Regions from separate parts of the Homo sapiens genome. Here region 1 is linked to region 2. A link is a contact called in ENCODE Hi-C or POLR2A ChIA-PET data. All regions are on one chromosome and are shown on one strand. The core of a region is the stretch at or near the end of the contact, and the rest is flanking DNA. Distances in the headings are between cores, read along the strand shown.

Evidence for each region. Hi-C counts contacts between places; a loop is a spot of excess contacts on that map. ChIA-PET counts read pairs that join two places held with the same protein, here RNA polymerase II (POLR2A).
Region 1: a map of posterior vena cava shows a loop between it and region 2 (5-fold over the local background). The contact joins two enhancer-like sites. A Hi-C loop is called at or near these places in 1 of 168 maps with a recorded cell type or tissue (posterior vena cava). POLR2A ChIA-PET finds 5 or more read pairs at or near these places in 3 of 52 experiments (IMR-90, OCI-LY7 and naive thymus-derived CD4-positive, alpha-beta T cell).

Annotation. Positions count from the first base shown.
Region 1 is chr6:156,656,858-156,661,000 of GRCh38, reverse strand. No RefSeq gene overlaps it. Among named protein-coding and RNA genes, the nearest start is that of ARID1B, 120 kb to the left of the region's middle. RefSeq lists enhancers at 2,934-3,447, 3,448-3,962. Within about 2 kb of position 2,636, at least 3 of the 41 ENCODE cell types and tissues checked have a DNase peak (open chromatin) inside an H3K27ac peak, as active enhancers do.
Region 2 is chr6:156,286,751-156,291,369 of GRCh38, reverse strand. The region is part of intron 2 of LOC101928923 (a long non-coding RNA gene); the gene reads left to right. Among named protein-coding and RNA genes, the nearest start is that of SNORD28B, 90 kb to the left of the region's middle. Within about 2 kb of position 2,794, at least 3 of the 41 ENCODE cell types and tissues checked have a DNase peak (open chromatin) inside an H3K27ac peak, as active enhancers do.

The DNA of each region.
Region 1 (4,143 bases), core at 1,387-3,886, 370 kb before region 2:
TTATTATTTTAAACAAGTCATTATCTTTTAGATCAATTAAGAATGAGAAAAATACGTTTTTTTAATTTTGCCTTCACTTATTCCTTCTCTGATGCTCTTCCTTTCCTTTTGCAGATCTGACTTTCTGACCTATATTAGTTTTTTTTTTTCTCTCTGAAGAACTTCTTTTAAAATTTATTGCAAACCAGTGCTATTGGCAACACTTTCCCTCAATTTTTGTTTTTCTGAGAAAGTCTTTATTTCTACTTCACTTTTGAAGGATAATTTTACAGGGTAGGATTTTAGGTTGGTGGTGTTGTTTTTCTTTTTTTCTCTCAACACTAAATATTTCACTCCAGTCTCTTCTTGCTTGCATGTTTCTGAGAAGTCTGATGTAATTCTTATCTTATTCATTCTTATCTTATCTTAGTTCCTCTATAGGTAAGGTGTTTTTTTTTTTAAACTTCTGGCATCTTTCAAGATTTTTTCCTTTTGATTTTTCTGAAGTTTGAATATGATGTGCTCAGATATAGTTTTTTTTTTTTTTTTTTTTTTTTGAGACAGTGTCTTGCTCTGTCGCCCAGGCTGGAGAGCAGTGGTGTGATCTCGGCTCACTGCAAGCTCCACCTTCTGGGTTCATGCCATTCTCCTGCCTCAGCCTCCTGAGTAGCTGGGACTACAGGCGCCCGCCACCACACCCAGCTAATTTTTTTGTAGTTTTAGTAAAGACGGGGTTTCACTGTGTTAGTCAGGATGGTCTCCATCTCCTGACCTCGTGATCTGCCTGCCTCGGCCTCCCAAAGTGCTGGGATTACAGGCGTGAGCCACCAAGCCTGGCCTACTCGGTATAGTTTTTTTCCTTTTTGCATTTATCCTGCTTTATGTTCTCTGGCTTCCTGTGGTTTAGTGTCTGACATTAATTTGAGGGAAATTCACAGTCATTATTGCTTCAAATACTGCTTCTGTTCCTTTCTCTTTTTTCTCCTTCTGGGATTCCCCTTATGCATGTATTACACCTTTTGCAAGTGTCCCATAGTTCTTTGATGTTCTGTTTAGTGTTTTTCAGTCGTTTTTTTCTCTTTGTGTTTCAGTTTGGAAGTTTCTGTTATCATATCCCCCAGCTCAGAGATTTTTTTCTTTGGCCATGTCCAGTCTCCTTGTGAGCATGTCAAAGGCATTCTTCATCTCTGTTACAGTGTTTTTGATCTTTAGTATTTCTTTTTGATTCCTTCGTGGAATTTCCATCTCTATGCCTATATTATCCAAGTGTTTTTACATGTTGTCTACCTAGATTTCTTCAGTAAAGCCCTTTGCATATTAACTCATATGAGGGAGTAGGAGTTGGGATTTTCCCTTGCCCCACGTGGAAGGCTACAGCAGGCTGGGATTGGTTATTTCCCTTCTCCAGGTCTGTTAGGCTCTGAAAAGCACCCGACAGGTGAGGCTCGGGTAAAACAGTTTCTCTTGAGGGCAGGTCTTGTTAGAAGAACAGAATGCTCTGTTTTATCTCAAAATGGTTCCTTTTCTCCTCCCCCTGCTGGAAGCTCAAGAGGGTTTTCTTTCTTTAGTATTCACTGTGCAGCTGCTGGAGCTCCTAAAGGTAAACTTACAGAAGTGTGGGGGCCCCCTGTGACTGGGTCATCCTGGAATTTTTAATTCTCAGACCTGTCCACACTGAGCCTCCAACAATTTATCAATTACAGTCCAGGGTTTTGCACCTTGGTACTGGTTCCCATAGAGGTTTCTGCTCTGGTAATTTGTGATTCTCTGTATCTGCCTGCCTGCCTCTCTAATTTTGGGGCAGCAGTGTGCCCTTGACCTCATTTCTCTGAGGGCTATAAGATGAGTCATTGACTTCACAGTTTGTAAATCTCCTGGCATAGATGCTTGATAGATGGTAGCTGCGGTGGGGGGACTCTCTGGAGCTCAATGTTTCATTTGGGCAGTGGTGTGGGGTTGGAACTTGTCCATGCTCTCTACTCAATGCCCTTATCACTAGGATGCTCAGCGGTTTCCTGGTACCCTTGCTGTTTCCTGGGTTATTGGGGGCGAAGGAGGTACTTTCCTCCTACAGCAACAGTGGCTTCCCAAGCTCCTCTTTGTAGCATCAACTTTTGTCGAACCAGAGGCATGAGTTGACCATCCCACCGTGGGCAGGAAGGCATGAGCTCCCTCCCTTTGGACCAAAGGCTTCAGCTTACCCATGAATCTAAAGAGCAGAGCAACAAAGAGTGACAAGGCAGCAGCAGCAAACCACGGCACAATTTATGGAGCATGGAAAAGACTCTGGAGCTTCCCATTGGTATTTAAGCCACATTCTGAGGCTCAGCGAACAATCACTGTCAGGCACATTATCTTTGAATACAAAGGACAACAAAGTGTAATACAGTCTGCAGTTCAGCCCAACATTCTTGTCGGTAACATTTCCAATTTTTTATTTTTCTCACTAGTTGACAATATTATGATTTCTTCCTACAGGGGATGAAACTGCAAGCCCCTGCCTATTTCCCTGCTTGGCTATTATTTGAGGTTCTATTATAAGCCTCTGGCAGGCCGCCACAGACATATAAACCTTTTTTTTTTCAAGGCTACACACGTGGTACTCAGTTTCCATTCAACTTTTGTCCGCTCTGGTCAGGGATGGTGCTGACGACAGACCCCAAGATCTCAGTAATCTTGGGAATTAGGTTGAGGTTTCAGAACTCGTGATTGCAGAGTCAAATCATGCAGACTTGGCAAAGCCGTCCCTGCCAAACGCCCCTTTTATCTGAATTAAAAAACATGGTGCCAGATTCCAAGCTGTGTACTCATTCCAAAAAGTCTTATGTTTTCTGGCATCATTTAACTTTTAGGTCAACAGAGTTTAAAATATAGCTTTGCCTTTTTCCATTAACACCTAATAAGACCCTGTGTAGTTTTAGAAAAGCACTGTGAATATTACAGTATTTTGTATTTGGGAAAAAAAAACAAAATCTATTTCCTCTTAAAAAAGAACTGAGGAGCAAGTAAGGAAGCAGACTTAGTGTTCATAGTAATATTACATGTTTTTAAGTTAAGGTATCTTTCAAGATAAAAATGCATTTTAAATTATTACTGTTTTGTATTTAGCTGTGGCATGTGGTTTATTCTGCAACTTTAATGACCCTTAAAGGAGTGGGTGATTTTGTGCTTACCTTAAGAGGGCATGGGTTAATAAAGGTTGAAAAGACTGTTGTAGATTTCAGTTTTATTATGAATTCCTTGCTCATTTAAAGTGATAGTTACCATCTACGTCTTTTCTGAGAGAGACACCAAGGTGCAGGCAGGTTCATTACAGAAAAACACAGTATGTTGAAAAAACTCTTTGTTCTGTAAATTGATTGGGCCAAATTTCTGGATTTGAAGGGAATTGGAAGGGAGCTTCGGTGCTATGGAGGGCCCAGCAGAGACAGGGGCATGAGGTGTGGCGATGCTTCGAGCTGCCCCCACATCCGCCTTGCGCTGTGGGTCAGTGTCTGTTTGAAGGAGTCACTGAGTGGGTGAGGGGTGGCCCTGGCTGGTGCTGCAGCCTGTGGTGCTCCTAAGTGGCAGTGACAGCTCATTCAGCAGCAGTGTGACCTTTGGGGGAATGCCTGCCACTCATTTACTTGGGAGAATCCCAGACTTTCAGGCCACAGGCTCCTTGCCTATAAAATGAGAGATATGGATTAGATGATTTGCAGGGTCCCCCTCCAGTCTAAAATGCTATGATTCTATGGAATTAAGCCCATTTGATCTAAGAATGGAACCAAAAACCTTCTGCGTGTGTGTATGATGGAGGAATGGATTGTAATGCAGATAAGATGAAATAGTCCTTTTAGCCTTATTTTTGCCTTTCCCCATCTCAATGGTGTTTTTTTTTTTTCCCCCTCAGTGCATATTATCTGCTCTGTGCTGAGCAGGTTCAGAAAAGTATAAACCATATTCCTTCCCTTAGGATGCTTAAAATTTCATGGAGGAAGTCACTAACACATGAAATAGTAACATGGAGCCACAGATAATTCTTTTTTTTTTTTTTTTGAGACAGGGTCTCATTCTGTTGCCCATGCTGGAGTGCAATGTTTTGATCTCTGCTTACTGCAACCTCCATTTCCCATGCTCAAGCTATCCTCCTGCCTGAGCCTCTACCTCCCAAGTAGTTGGAAT
Region 2 (4,619 bases), core at 1,545-4,044:
GTTGTTTCTGTATTTCAGAATGTGTGCTGGAGGAGAGAAAGTTTAGAAGAATGTTAGTTTAATTAAATTATCTGTACTTATTTGCAGTGGTATAAAATGTACATATGTAGCAGGCATGTAAAAATTAATTTTTCCCTCATTTCCTGTTTCTCAATGCTATTGAGTCATTAATTTCTTCCTTCAGTAAATAGCTGTTTATGCTTATGTACTATGCACCATGTTCTGTGCTCAGGATATCACAGCAAACAAAGAGAATATGAACTTGACCTCACAGCCTTGTAGTCTAGGAGCTGTAGATAACATTAATAGTTAACTTCATCATCACTGCCCATCTCAATTTAGGAATCTTGTTAAGACCTAGCACATCTGGTTACTTTCAGGATGAAAAAATAAATAATTTTAAAAAACAGGCCGAGCACAGTGGCTCATGCCTGTAATCCCAGCACTTCAAGAGGCCAAGGCAGGCAGATCACCTGAGGTCAGGAGTTTGAGACCAGCCTGACCAACATGGTGAAACCCCGTCTCTACTGAAAACGCAAAAATTAGCTGGGTGTGGTGGCACTCGCCTGTAATCCCAGCTACTCGGGAGGCTGAGGCAGGAGGATTGCTTGAACCTGGGAGGTGGAGGTTGCAGTGAGCCAAGGTCATGCCACTGCACTCCAGTCTGGGTGATGGAGCAAGACTCTGTCTCAAAAAAACAAACAAAAAACAAACAAACAAAAAACAGAAGGCAAACAATTCAGAGTGTTGCTGGTATATGTTGTGTGACTTTTTGAAAAATGTTAATTTTTTATAGGTTTCATTGATCAGCAGTATGCTGTGAGAGTTGTAAAGATCTATATCTGCTTGTTGGGCTGGGCGCAGTGGCTCACACCTGTAATCCCAGCACTTTGGGAGGCTGAGGCAGGTGGATCACGAGGTCAGGAGATCGAGACCATCCTGGCTAACATGGTGAAACCCCGTCTCTACTAAAAATACAAAAGAATTAGCTGGGCGTGGTGGTGGGCGCCTGTAGTCCCAGCTACTTGGGAGGCTGAGGCAGGAGAATGGCATGAACCCAGGAGGCAGAGCTTGCAGTGAGCTGAGATGGTGCCACTGCAGTCCAGCCTGGGCGACAGAGCGAGACTCTGTCTCAAAAAAAAACAAAAACAAAAACCAAACCAAATAAAAAAACCAAACTAAAACAAAAAGATCTATATCTGCTTATTAAGGCAAAATGGTTAATTTCATATAATATACTTGTTTTGTATACAATACAAAGGAAATACCAATACTTTTGGTCTTTTTGAGAAGTCAACATAAAGCATAGAATATTAATGCTGTAGGGACCTGGAAAATATCTTATCGAATTCTGTCATTTCATAGAGGGGAAGTGAAGGAGCCAGAGACAGTGCTGGGTGTCCCCCAGCCTCTGCTTCAGACAGAGGGGTATAATTGAGACCAGCTGAGGCTGGATGACCTTACCACTAGCTTCAACTATAAAAAGAGAATTGCAGAGGAAAACACAAACTTAGAAGAGGCCAAATTTTCTCTGGAGACTTGGTCTAAGGCAAAGCCTTGTTCTTGAGGAAAGCCTGTTATGGAGATTTGCTTTAGGAGGTGGCTGGCTTGCCACTTTCAGCAAGAGCAGAGTGACAATTCCGAGACCTTAAAGAATAAGGTAACCAAGGGCAGTTCTCAAAATTTTACTCTAAAGGAAGTGAATTGAATTTCCTTGGGAATTTTAGCTATTCAAGAATAAAATCCAAAATGTTTTAGAGAGAAAGAGAGAATTGGGTAAAATACTCTTTTTAAAAGCCAGTTACCCATTTTATTAATTCCAAGTCACAATTGAGTTTAAATGCCCCGTCATTTTAGATACCATGAAGGAGGAAAAATCACTGCCCATTAAGCTGTGATCTAAAGTTTTCTTATCATTTTGATTTTATTTTATGCTTATTGAAAGAACCGTTTGAACTTAGACACAAGTTTTTATCATTGGTCACTCTTACGCCTACAAGAACAAGGAAGGTAAATGGGACTAAGCTGGTTGGAAAGGTTTGCCTCTGTGACAGCCTCATGCTGTCTGAGGACTGGGAAAATTTCAAGGTTGGTTGGGTAAGGTATTCCTAAGGTGGGTTAAAGTATTCCTAAGCTTCTTTACATCAAGAGTTCAGTTCTTCTGTCTCACTCTTCATTGAGCATCATTGATGTCCATGATTTTGTAGATACCTATTACATTGAAGACACTGGTGACTCATCATTTCTTAAAAGAACCTATAAAGTAGCAAAAGACCATTGGCACAGAGCTTTTTACTTGGCTTTGGAATTCAGGGGAGAGCTAGTGTGCTGTGGTTCAGGAATGCGGCTGATCACTTCTTGGCACTCCCTCCCAACCTGTCTTCCACGGCCAACTGATTCTGAGTTCTTACCAGAACTCAAGAGTGTGCCTCTCTTTTTTCAGGATTTTTTTCCCCACACTGCTGATGTTCAGTCATGGTTGGATGGTAAGAACTCGTTTGCAATTACCATAAGGCAGACAGAGATTGTCAGATGCCACTGACTCTGAGACACGTCCTGGTTTCGTGCTTCAGAGATGTAAGAATGTAGAAAGAAATGTGTGATGAACGATGACACAGAAAGACTTTATTTCCTTTATTGCTCTTCTCCGTTTGGTATTTGACCTGTTCTGTTGCAGGCAAGGTCAATTAGCTGCTTTGTATTGTCATTGTAAGGAATCAAGTTGGGAGCGCCTGCCTGGCGTTTCTCTAGGTCACGGTCAGAGCGCTGGTAATCTCCAAGCTGTCAACAGGTGTCCTGTGCAGACAGGGCTGTGGTTGCAGAAGTTTGAAAGAGACTGTAGACCGCATTTCTCTTATTTTGATTTTTTTCTTTCTTTCTTTCTTTTTTTTTTTTTTTTTTTTGAGACAGAGTCTCGCTCTGTCGCCCAGGCTGGAGTGCAGTGGTGTGATCTCGGCTCACTGCAAGCTCCACCTCCCAGGTTCAAGCCACTGCTCCTGTTAAATAAATCTTCTAGTTCCTATGGACTAGGAATGTTCAGTGTAACAGCTGGAAACTGTTAGAAGAGTGGATTAGACAACATATGCATACATGCATTATGGTAGAATACAATGTAGCTATTTAAAAAGTTGCACTTAATTTTTAAAAATATTTAACTGTTCATGCCATATTTTTAAGTGAAAAAAAATCAGATTGCAAAGTACTGTGTGTTATAGAATCCTCACTAAGGATACATATATGCATTTTTTTTGAGATGGAGTCTCGCTCTCTCACCCAGGCTGGAGAGCAGTGGTGTGATCTCGGCTCACTGCAAACTCCGCCTCCTGGGTTCAGGCCATTCTCCTGCCTCAGCCTCCCAAGTAGCTGGGACTACAGGCGCCCGCCACCACACCTGGCTAATTTTTTGTATTTTTAGTAGAGACGGGGTTTCACCGTTTTAGCCAGGATGGTCTCAATCTCCTGACCTTGTGATTCGCCCGCCTCGGCCTCCCAAAGTGCTGGGATTACAGGCGTGAGCCACCGCACCCAGCCCCATATGTGCATTTTACATATGTATTTATATGAAACATTCTGGAAGGATATAAAAATGCTAAAAGTTGTTTATCTTGTGGCATTGGGACTACAAATGAGTATAATGTGCTTATTTGTGCTTACGTGTTCTGAATTTTTTGATAGTGAAGATGTATGCTTTTAAAATTGAAAAAATTAAAAATTGTTATTTATTTTTTAGATGGAGTCTTGCTTTGTCACACAGGATGGAGTGCAGGGGTGCAATCTTGGCTCACTGCAACCTCTGCCTCCCAGGTTCAAGTGATTCTCCTGCCTCAGCCTCCCAAGTAGATGGGATTACAGGCGCACACCACCACGCCAGGGTAATTTTTGTATTTTTAGTAGAGACGGGGTTTTGCCATGTTGGCTAGGCTGGTCTCAAACTCCTGGCCTTAGGTGATCCACCCACCTTGGTCTCCCACAGTGCTGGGATTACAGGCGTGAGCCACTTGCCCAGCCTTAAAAATTGTTATCTACAGGGTTGAGTTCCAAGGTCATCTCTGCTGTGTAAAGTGTCCCTCATCTTAGTCTTCAGAACACTGGCTACCCATGTGCTTCATTGTTGAGAGAGCTCTTGGAGAGCTGACTGCATGGTACTGAAATGACCTGCTTAGGGAATACATCTGTTAAGTCCAGTCCAGGGAATACACCTGTTCCCTGGACTGGACTGTCAACCCCTGGAGGACAGAGGCCATGTCTGATTCATCTTGTATTCTCATATTTGGCCCAGTCTGCCCTCCAGTGAGCATTGGATAAGTGTTTAAGAAATGATGAAGTATTCTAGAAGACTCCTACTATGGCTCTTTTCTGGCTGGTGTGTGTGTATATACATGTATTTTATACACATGTACACACACATGCTTATTATGTGTTCTATGTATTTTGCCTGTTCCAGGGATATTAGAGGTAACTGTACCACCTAGGAGTTAAGTATGGTTATTACTGCTGTTCCAGGGAGGTAAATGGAGGCTGAGAGGTGAGTGAGTGAATTTGCCAGTAGATTTGTCTGAGCTTTGTGTGCCTTACCTGAAACCTTGCTCCTGTCCAGTGTTATTATGCTATCTCCTAAG